2 separate regions of the Homo sapiens genome follow, and region 1 is linked to region 2. A link is a contact called in ENCODE Hi-C or POLR2A ChIA-PET data. All regions are on one chromosome and are shown on one strand. The core of a region is the stretch at or near the end of the contact, and the rest is flanking DNA. Distances in the headings are between cores, read along the strand shown.

Evidence for each region. Hi-C counts contacts between places; a loop is a spot of excess contacts on that map. ChIA-PET counts read pairs that join two places held with the same protein, here RNA polymerase II (POLR2A). Pooled maps may share reads with other maps.
Region 1: a pooled map shows a loop between it and region 2 (2.3-fold over the local background). The contact joins two enhancer-like sites. A Hi-C loop is called at or near these places in 1 of 168 maps with a recorded cell type or tissue (Calu3) and 4 of 50 pooled maps. POLR2A ChIA-PET finds 5 or more read pairs at or near these places in 1 of 52 experiments (CD4-positive, alpha-beta T cell).

What each region holds. Positions count from the first base shown.
Region 1 is chr2:8,475,716-8,480,555 of GRCh38, reverse strand. No RefSeq gene overlaps it. Among named protein-coding and RNA genes, the nearest start is that of LINC01814, 110 kb to the left of the region's middle. Within about 2 kb of position 2,880, at least 12 of the 41 ENCODE cell types and tissues checked have a DNase peak (open chromatin) inside an H3K27ac peak, as active enhancers do.
Region 2 is chr2:8,117,085-8,121,747 of GRCh38, reverse strand. All of the region lies in intron 7 of LINC00299 (long intergenic non-protein coding RNA 299), which reads left to right. Among named protein-coding and RNA genes, the nearest start is that of LINC00298, 140 kb to the right of the region's middle. Within about 2 kb of position 1,752, at least 9 of the 41 ENCODE cell types and tissues checked have a DNase peak (open chromatin) inside an H3K27ac peak, as active enhancers do.

The sequences.
Region 1 (4,840 bases), core at 1,631-4,130, 360 kb before region 2:
CCCACCTCTTATATGGACGCAATACATTCAAAGGAGAAGAACACACAGAGTTCCCTGGGAATTGTGATTAAAATGTGCTTAAATATCAGGCAGAGAGTGATGTGGGAAGTGGTTGATGTTGATGTTGAGTTTCTTTGGAACAGTCTACATTTTTGGACAAACGATTTTCCCGCTTTATATTTGGTTTGTATATGTCAAAGGCTGCAAGTAACAGCATATCTGACTGCTTGACTCTATGGCTTTTAAGTAATGAGGAGTTTATTTTTCCTCATGTAACAGGAAGACTGGAGGTCAGTGGTTACTGGTGCTGGTTCATAAACTCGGTGATATTAGCACTAACCTTCTGCAGTTTTCTTAGAATTCTTCTCTTGTTTGCAATATGGCTGTTGGAGCTGCAGTGGTCACGTCTGGGGCAGAATGAAGATGTTTGGGGCAGGAGAGACATTTTGAACCTCATCTGTCTCATTTTACCAAGAATCCAAAGTTTTCTAGACACTGGCCCCAAAGCAGTCTCTGGCCTTGGTGTCATGTCAGAACTGAGTGACAGCCCACCCCTAACTTCAGGGCAGGCTGGGCAGTGAGGAGTGAAATTATCAAGACTGGCTTAGACAGAGGATCAGGACCCATCGCCTGGGGCTGCTGGACCCATGGCTTTTCTGAACCCAAATGGGCTTCTTCCAGTAAGATACGACAGAGGAGTGGACACTGAGTAAGCAACAAAGAGTGTATATCACGAGCTGCCAAGGGGCTGAGGGGAGAGGAATGGTTTACATAAATAAGGCAGGTGGGATTTTTGAACCTCTCCTGGAAGTTTAAGGAGGGAGGTTTGGGGCCTGGAATACTTTTGATAAAAATAAAGCCAGAGCAAAGTGAAAACCACAGCAGAGCTCCCATCTGAGCTGGTGCTGGTGTCCAGAGCTGAATCCCACAGTCTCTGCTGCCAGCCTGTGTTCTACTGCTGAGCCAGGTCCTCTAACGTGATAGGGTTGTCATTGAGTCTCTCCAGAACAGGCTGGCGAGCGTGGTAGATTATCTCTCCAGTCAACTAGACCACTGATAAGAGGGCTCGACTTCCCTGTCGGAGCTCGTAAGGCAGGCGTGGCATTTCCCTTGCTTTCCTCTGGCCTCCCTTCATGCTTCCTTTGCTTTCCTTGCCTGCCTGGGCCATGGGGACAGCTCTGTTCACGTCTCCTCCTCTCCAGACATGTGCCTCTAGCGCAGTGCAATCCGATAAAAATGGAACGTGAGCCACGTAGGTCACTTCAAACTATCTAGCAGCCACGTTTTAAAAAGGAAAAGAAATGCATGGAAATAAAAATGATTTTAGTTAATCCATATATTAAAATATAATTTTAACATAGATTCAATAAGATTCAATAGAAACATGATTAAGATATTTTACACTTTTTTCATAAGAAGATTTTGAAGCCTGGTGTGTATTTTACACTTTACGTATTTCAATTCATATTAGTCAAATTTTGAGCAATCAATAGACACATGTGGCTAGTGGCACCATCGTGGAGGGTACTGGAGAGTACACGTGTAGAAGACAGATACCATGATATTCATCTCTTTATCTCCAGGACCTGACCAACAGTGGACCCTTCATAAGTACTTAATGAATAAATATGAACACGCTGCTAGAAACGGGCCTTTTTCAAACATAGGTATTGGCTGGGGGTGGAGGTGGGGGCAGAACAGAAAACCCTGGAACACTGTACTTGGTAATACAGAGCATGGACTTACATTCTCACACCTTGGGTAGGGCTGCATCAGCAGCTGACCCAGATACCTTGGAATTCCTTAGCTTCTTTCTGTCTCTGTTTCCTCATCTGTAAAAAGAGATAGCGACACCTGTCTTGCAAGATGCTGGGAAGATTAAATGAATAGGCGTACACCAAGTGCTAAGTACCCGACATGCCCATAAGCACTGAAGAAGCAGTAGCCACAGTTACTTTAAACCAGAGATTCTGTCAGTCATATGGACAACTCATACTTTAGTAGCAGCAGGATGGTTTGGCCAGGGCTTTCGTGCTGGTCCTGAAGTTGGCTGTGTCCCAGTGGTAGGACTCTTGTGGTATAGATTTTCTCATTTTGGGAGCACTCTTGACAAGGGGTCACGAAGCAATTTGTGGTGTTTGTCTTTTTGGCTGTAGCTGTGGAAAGTCATGTGCCAACCCTGGGGCTTAGGGTTTAGTCAGCAAGGGCACGTGTGGAATGAGGGGGGCCCTACTCTGGGAGCCCATAGTACCCCCCAAGCCTGAGGGCTCAGCTTCCCGTGGGAGCCTGGGCTGACTTAGGGCAGCCAGGCCCCTTCAGAGCAGGGTGAAGACCTGGACCCCGCTGCCTGCTGTCTGTGCCCCCTCGGCCATCCTCGTATGCTCCGCCCCTCTACCCTGTCCTTTGGACGCCCCCTGACTTTTTCCCCTAAATTGACTGAATTGAAATTTACTTGTTTGAAACAATAGAAACCACGTGTTTCCTGATCATACCTAGCTTTGAAAACAGAAAGTGGGCAAAACAAGCCAGGCGCATAGTGGCATTGAGAAAGGCAAAGGCTAACTTCATTAAAAAGCTTCTTTGTGGTATCAGGCAGGAAGTGAAACAGCTTTAAATGGCAAACATTTCTCAATCATTTAATGCACCAGTAAGCTTGGCATTCTTTCTCCTTTGTCCCCTTAAAGAAAAAGAGAGCCCAGATATAACTCAGATGAGGAGGGGGAGGGCCCGATCCTGTGTGTTGGAGGAGTTCCCTGGAGCATTGGTCCTCACCCCCATGAAGCTTCACGGGAGGACCAATGTCAGACGTGGGTGCAGAGGACAGTGCAGTTTCTCTTGTGTGGCTGAGCCTGGGCCACCCCGGATGGATCGCTGACTTCTTGTTGGTGCCACTCACCAGCTAGTTCTCTCAAATCTGTTACCATCAGAAGCCCGGTAAATGGCAAACTTTCCTTGTTAACATGTAGGTCCATTTCCTGGGGATAGTGAAACCCCAGTCCCCACAGGTAGCATTGACCTCTGTTGCCAAATGCCATTATCCTGGTGTCCACTGCATGTTAGGCTCTTTCCACAGAAACCAAAAACACAGACAAGTGTGATAGGCTGAATCCTTTCTTGAAGAAAAAAATTGCACGTACATATTGAATAGCAAACCAATCAAAATGAAAAGGAAAACCAGAAGATGGATGCCACTGATACACGCTTGCTTAGTTGCACTTTTTAAGATTCATTTATAGATGTCAAATAGGATATGAACACATGGAGGTGTGCAGTAAATACTCCTTAATTGATGAAAAGGCAGACATATATGTGAAGATTTTTAGGGAAATACTTTTTTGGGGAAATAGCAGCCAGTTTAAGTTGGTAACATAAATGGTGCCAGATGAAATCATATTGACTGAGACCAAAGTCCAGCCAATATGAAATCGCTCTCAAATGTAATGACTTTAGCATAAAAATTCTGAGTGGTTTCCCACATCTCGTTAACCTTTGTACTGCTCTGCAGCCGTAGGGGCCAGGCATTCTCATAGGGCACTAAGGAAGTGAGAGGTGTGCCTTAAGGTGTGGCTGTAACTCACATTTCTTTTTTTTTTTTTTTTTTTTTTTTGAGACGGAGTCTCGCTCTGTTGCCCAGGCCGGACTGCGGACTGCAGTGGCGCAATCTCGGCTCACTGCAAGCTCCGCTTCCCGGGTTCACGCCATTCTCCTGCCTCAGCCTCCCGAGTAGCTGGGACTACAGGCGCCCGCCACCGCGCCCGGCTAATTTTTTGTATTTTTAGTAGAGACGGGGTTTCACCTTGTTAGCCAGGATGGTCTCGATCTCCTGACCTCATGATCCACCCGCCTCGGCCTCCCAAAGTGCTGGGATTACAGGCTGTAACTCACATTTCTGGACTTCCATTATCATCCTGTCTAATCCTATCATCACCCTGCTGCATCTGGCAAAATCCCCCTGTTCTTGAGCCTCCAAGTGGGTGAATTGGCTCCCATATCACCTCATTCCTGCTGTTGGCACAGGGCTAGTCCACGGTGTCGCAACTGTTTGTTTAGTGTCTGTCTTTCCCATACAAGCTCCTCCAGGGCACAGATCCAGAATTATACACCCCAACATCCCAGTAACTCCCACAGTGTCTGGTAGGTAATAGTTTAATAAAAGCTGGTTGAATGAAAGAGCAGGTACATTCTTTGGTGTTCAGAGTTATTAATTCCGTTTGTTGTTGGTGTTTTCTTGTGGTAGATTTCGAGTCTTGCTTCTCATAGTTATTTTTTTTTCCTAAGATATGTAATGAAGGCAGACTTCTCACCTTGCAAAAGGTTAGTCCCATTTCTAAAGCAATTTTATGGGCTCCTTTGAGAGTCTGGAAATGTCTCCTATATCTCTCGGGAGAATCCTAGGTGAGGGGTTGGCAAATGTAGCTGCAAACCAAAAGAGCTTGCCCTTGGAGTTAAGTGGAAAGGGCGTTGTGTCCCTTCTCTTTTAATTTCAGTCCCTGTCATTGTCATTTGTCTGGCAGGGAGCTCTGCAGGCTGGGAAAGCCTGATTTTCTCCTCTCTGAGCTCCTTGTAGCCGGATCCAGTTTGTGATTTTCCCTCATTGATTTTTCCTGCTTAAATGTAGTTGAAACAACCTTTTTGAATATGGAAAAAGGTTTTAGCACGGTCCAAACAGCTAGCAGGTGACAGCCGTTATACTGACGTGTGCTGCGCTGATTTTAGGGAAGTATTTATTTTTTTTTTAAGAGCCCTGACAATAAGTGGCTGCTTTTTCAGGTGGTGCTATTGCAGAAATGTTACAAACAATGGCTACTTGTGGAGCCTAACATCACTTCTTTGGCTTACA
Region 2 (4,663 bases), core at 503-3,002:
GGCAGAATACCTAGAGGCAACACTAAAATGAATCAGTAACGGATTTAAGCTCGAATGCTTACAAAACCACCCAGCCCAGCAGATTCCAAAATTCACCCTGGTTACACCGTGAAATTCTTTTTTCTAAAAAAGGCCTGCCATTGGAAAGCCTGTTATACAAAATAAATAAATAATATAGCTACGCCAGGGATGGCGAGGAGCAGTGGATTCCCACCCACTCTCCTCTCCCCATCTACCTTCCAGGCACCCCCTCTCCACCCACAGCCCCTTGCCCAGTGCCTCTCACGGATAGACCTGGGTGGGCTCTGAGGTGAGGAGGCTCCCTTCAGGCAGCTGAAGGTCCCCCTGAGCAGTGTCAGCCAGAAGCATCCCATTGCTCAATGCCTGGGTAGACCCTTCCATCCACGACCAGGGCAGGGGGAATGAATGCCCTGAAGACATGATTTGTAGGACTAAGTGTTTTAGTGAAACTTGTGATTCACAGATATCCTCATAGAATTCCAAGTATGCATTTTCAGCACGTATTTTTTCGCAAACCCAGTGTCTGGCCCATACATGAAAATTCTCAGATAATGATGAAATGTTCTAGTTGAATTCCAGGCAGCAGGAATGGAAATCTCCTATAAATGTACCTTGCCCTTCTCTCTGGCATGCAAGGATCAGTGTTGGGATTCAGCCTCTTTGGCATTCCTCCTCTTTATGAACACGTTCATAGAAAAAGGAAAGTACTATTATTAAAATAGATTATCTCTGAGTTTAAGTATGACTGTGTGTGTGTAGATACATACATACTTAACTATATATCTATCTAGTTAAGTCACTAACTAGTGACTGTGTGTATAGATAGATAGGTAGTTAAGTATGTATCTATCTATACACACACTTATATATGTATATGTAGATCTTTTTTCTTTTTCACTACTGACCACCAACAACTGACAATCTGGAATCCTGACTGCTTTCATAACTGAAACCAAGGGTTTGTTGAATATTCAAAAGTTTACACAATGTTCGGGAGTCCTAACGTCGAATCTGAGCGTCTCTTAGAAAGTGTTCTTACATTGAACTTCGGAATAGGGTGATATTTTCCGTTGATCAGTGAAGGAGGATTCTGATTTCCATGTGGTGTCCAATCCTGCCTTCCTGTGATGAGCTTTTAAAAAGCATAGAGAACTTTTGAAGGCAACAAAGGGAGGCTCTTCTACCTGAAAACACACACACTCTCTCACTGCAACCTGCATGCCTTTTATAGTGACAAACTGTAATTGTTTAAAACTTGGCTCTCTCCTCTTCCCTCAGTAAGAAGTAGAAGTCTGCCAGTTTGAACTTTAATGGTCTCAGCTGTTTTGGAATGGTGTAATCACATTGTGAGATTCATTTTACAGCTGGACCAGTGAATCATATTCATTCACAAAACCAGTTTTACCTGGTTGGTTCCAGTTTTCCTCTATGTGCACTCACAGGGGCATAGATTTACCTCTGGCCTTGACCAAGGAAATGTTTAATCCTGGAGGAAATTGTCGTTGTGGTTATTCTGGGGCTCTGTGCAGTGTGCCTGCTCCCCGAGGAGCTCTCTAGCCAGATGAGAAAGGGGGCTTGTATTGGGAGCATTCTCAGACACACTGAGAAAGTCTTGCATATGCAGCAATTTTAGTTTCTATTTCTGAGAATTTTGTCAGGAGTCTTGACAATCAATGAGGACTGAAAACAATTAGTCACAGTTGTGGATTTCTCGTTAGGTTCACGGTCAGAATGTGCTTCACAGGGAAAGGCACGTCTGAAGGCAAAGAGCAGGGCTGTGCTGAATGCGTTTTTTCACCGGACAATGGGATTTCAGTCTGTGGCTCAGGAAACATTGTGACATTCCCTTTGTTTAATCAAAGTTCTTTCCAACTCTCAAAGGCTGGCTGATTTGAGAGCCGCCTTATCTTCCCTATCTCTGATAGACGATGCAGTTGGTGTTGAAATTTTTACAGCTAATCTGAGCAAAATGTTTTCAAGCAGTACAAACACAGCCAAATGATGTCGTTCTTATGCTTGTTATCAATAAAAGAAATTTCCAGATTTCCCTGAATCAGGCAGGGACTCTGTTTTCTTTCATTCCTTCCAGTGCCCAGGTGAACTCACATAGATTCAGAAAGCAGGGATTCAGGAACAAGGAAACAAGCCCTCCACTGCTGGGAGAGGCGTGGGGAAAACTGAAACAGGGGAACTCTCGGAAGAAATGACAACCTGTTCCTCCTGCCTTTTGGGATCTTGCGATGTGGGCCCGGATTTGCTTTATATCATTTTCTTGTTGTTCCATGTCACGTGGAAGAATGGTATGTTGGGAAGAGGATTCCGTCCATGCTTCCAGAGAGCTCCATGTGTGTTCAGCGCAGAGCAAGTGCTGCCCTGCAGCTGCGTGTAGGTCAGGGAGAGATAGCCTTGTGGGCAAGCCAGAGTTCCAGAAGGTTCAGAAGGCCCAGACAATTCAGAAGTTTGCTTCAGCGTGTAGCGGGTGTGGGCATTTCTTTCTAGTTGGTAGTGGGGACTGGAGGAAGCCTGGAGCTGCTTTGGAGAGGGGTCTTGGAAGCTTGGCAGGGATTCGCAGGGGAGGGAAAGATGCTCCTCCCACAGCACTGGGTAGATAAGGACACACCCACATGACCCAGCCCGCGTCTAAATGGCTCAGGCAGCCCTTCAACCCAGCACACCATGGAATCACTCTATTTCCTGGGCTCTTCTGTTCAACCTCCTGCATTTCTGTTTTTTTATCTGTAAATTGGGGCTAATACTCACCTTCCAAGTTTGTTAAATAGAAGTTAAATAAGATTTATCTATAAATCTTGCATCTATCTATCTTTCTTTTTATCTAACTATCTGTCCATCTGTCTGACTGTATATCTATCTGTCTATCTACCATGTCTGGCGCATAACACACGAAGTTAGGGAGGCACCAAAGCTGGAATAAACATTGGTTCCCTTCTCACTGTGAGCTCCTCTGCTCCCTTTTCCAGCCTCCATGTATATAGCCTCAGATTCGACAGAGCAGGATTGAAGTTTTTGCCTGTTAGTTTGTTTTCTTTGTCTTGTCCAATATCTCTTCTCCATGGCTCCGGGCCTTCTGCTTTGCTGTTTTAAGCGCACACTGAGCTCACCAGGGAGAACCTGTGTCTGAAGCCACCCCCTGCGACTGCCCTGAGCAGAGTCAGTTTTCCAGGCTCCATGTAGTGTCCTCATCCTGCATTCTTCCTTCACACCCCCCAAGCCTCCTTCTGCCTCTGCGCGATCCTCTGCGTGGACGCATTTCAGAGGCACGGACATCATTGTAACAGAGGTGGTTTCATATCACTTCCTTGTCTTTTGTTTCCCAGCCTTGGAGGAGGCTGTCTGCAAACACTGGCAGTATTCTTAGAGGAAGCTTGGGTTTGGGGCCTAGACACATCCAGTCTCCATGAAACGATGAGAACAGCTGTCCTGAAATGACAGAGCAAGAAACCTGCGCAGCAACAGCCTCAGAGAGGCCCCTTAATATACCTTCTCTACTATGAAAAATCAGGTAAATTGCAAGCATGGCATGAAAACATATTTGCTTTGCTCAAATCTTATACGATGTATTTGGAACAAAGGCCGCCTGAGGGAAAGGCATGCTGGTTCCACATCTCAACTCTGCTCCTTGCCTGCTTTCTGTTCAGAATTGGAAGGAGAATGATGGGAAGCTTGGGGAAGGTGGACAAAGTGAGCTGGATGCAGCTTCACTCTGTGCACACATTACCTTTTAATAATTTGATAATGAAAAGAAGAACTGGAGTCAGGAAAGATGGGCTGCAGAGATGGGCTGTAGGCGGGTAGCAAGGATGACAGGAAACCTTGGGAGTTTCGGGATCTAAAGTTGTGGATTTACAACCAAATATTTTTTCCTTTCCTTAACATGACTCTAGCTCTGTGCTTTGGACTTACCTGGTAGCCCACAGCTGCTGCAAATTGATTTATTTTCTTATGATCCTTGAAGCCGCCACTATAACATCAGACACACTGCTTCTCAGGCTGTTTTCTTAAGACACGTTAAGGTTTTTGTTTTGTTTTGTTTTTTTCGTTTAGTTTCTCTTATTCTTTCTACCATCTGGTATATTAGGGTGCAAAGGATGGCTTATAACTACTCTTTTTCCAAATAGAGATTGTTTTGAGATGTATGTGCTTGGGGAAGTATTGGGGGAAGATGCATCATGTGATTACCATAAAATATTCCAAGACAACTGTTATACCGGACCGTGAAGCCTATTGCTTTCTCTTAAAAATACCTTCATCAATTCCCTTTTTTGGTTACTATTTCTTTTTTTTTTGAGAGGAAGTCTCACTCTTGTCACCCAGGCTGGAGTGCAATAGCGCCATCTCGGCTCACTGCAAACTCCGCCTCCTGGGTTCAAGCGATTCTCCTGCCTCAGCCTCCTGAGTAGCTGGGATTACAGGTGCCTGCCACCATGCCAGCTAATTTTTGTATTTTTAGTAGAGATGGGGTTTCACCATATTGGTCAGGCTGGTCTCGAACTTCTGACCTCAGGTTATCCACCCGCCTTGGCCTCCCAAAGTTGGTTACTATTTCTCATCCTTTTAAGACAAGGTGAGTTGGGCCAGAAATGAAGAGAAATCTGCCCTGGCCTAAGGGGTCTAACTCCCTGCT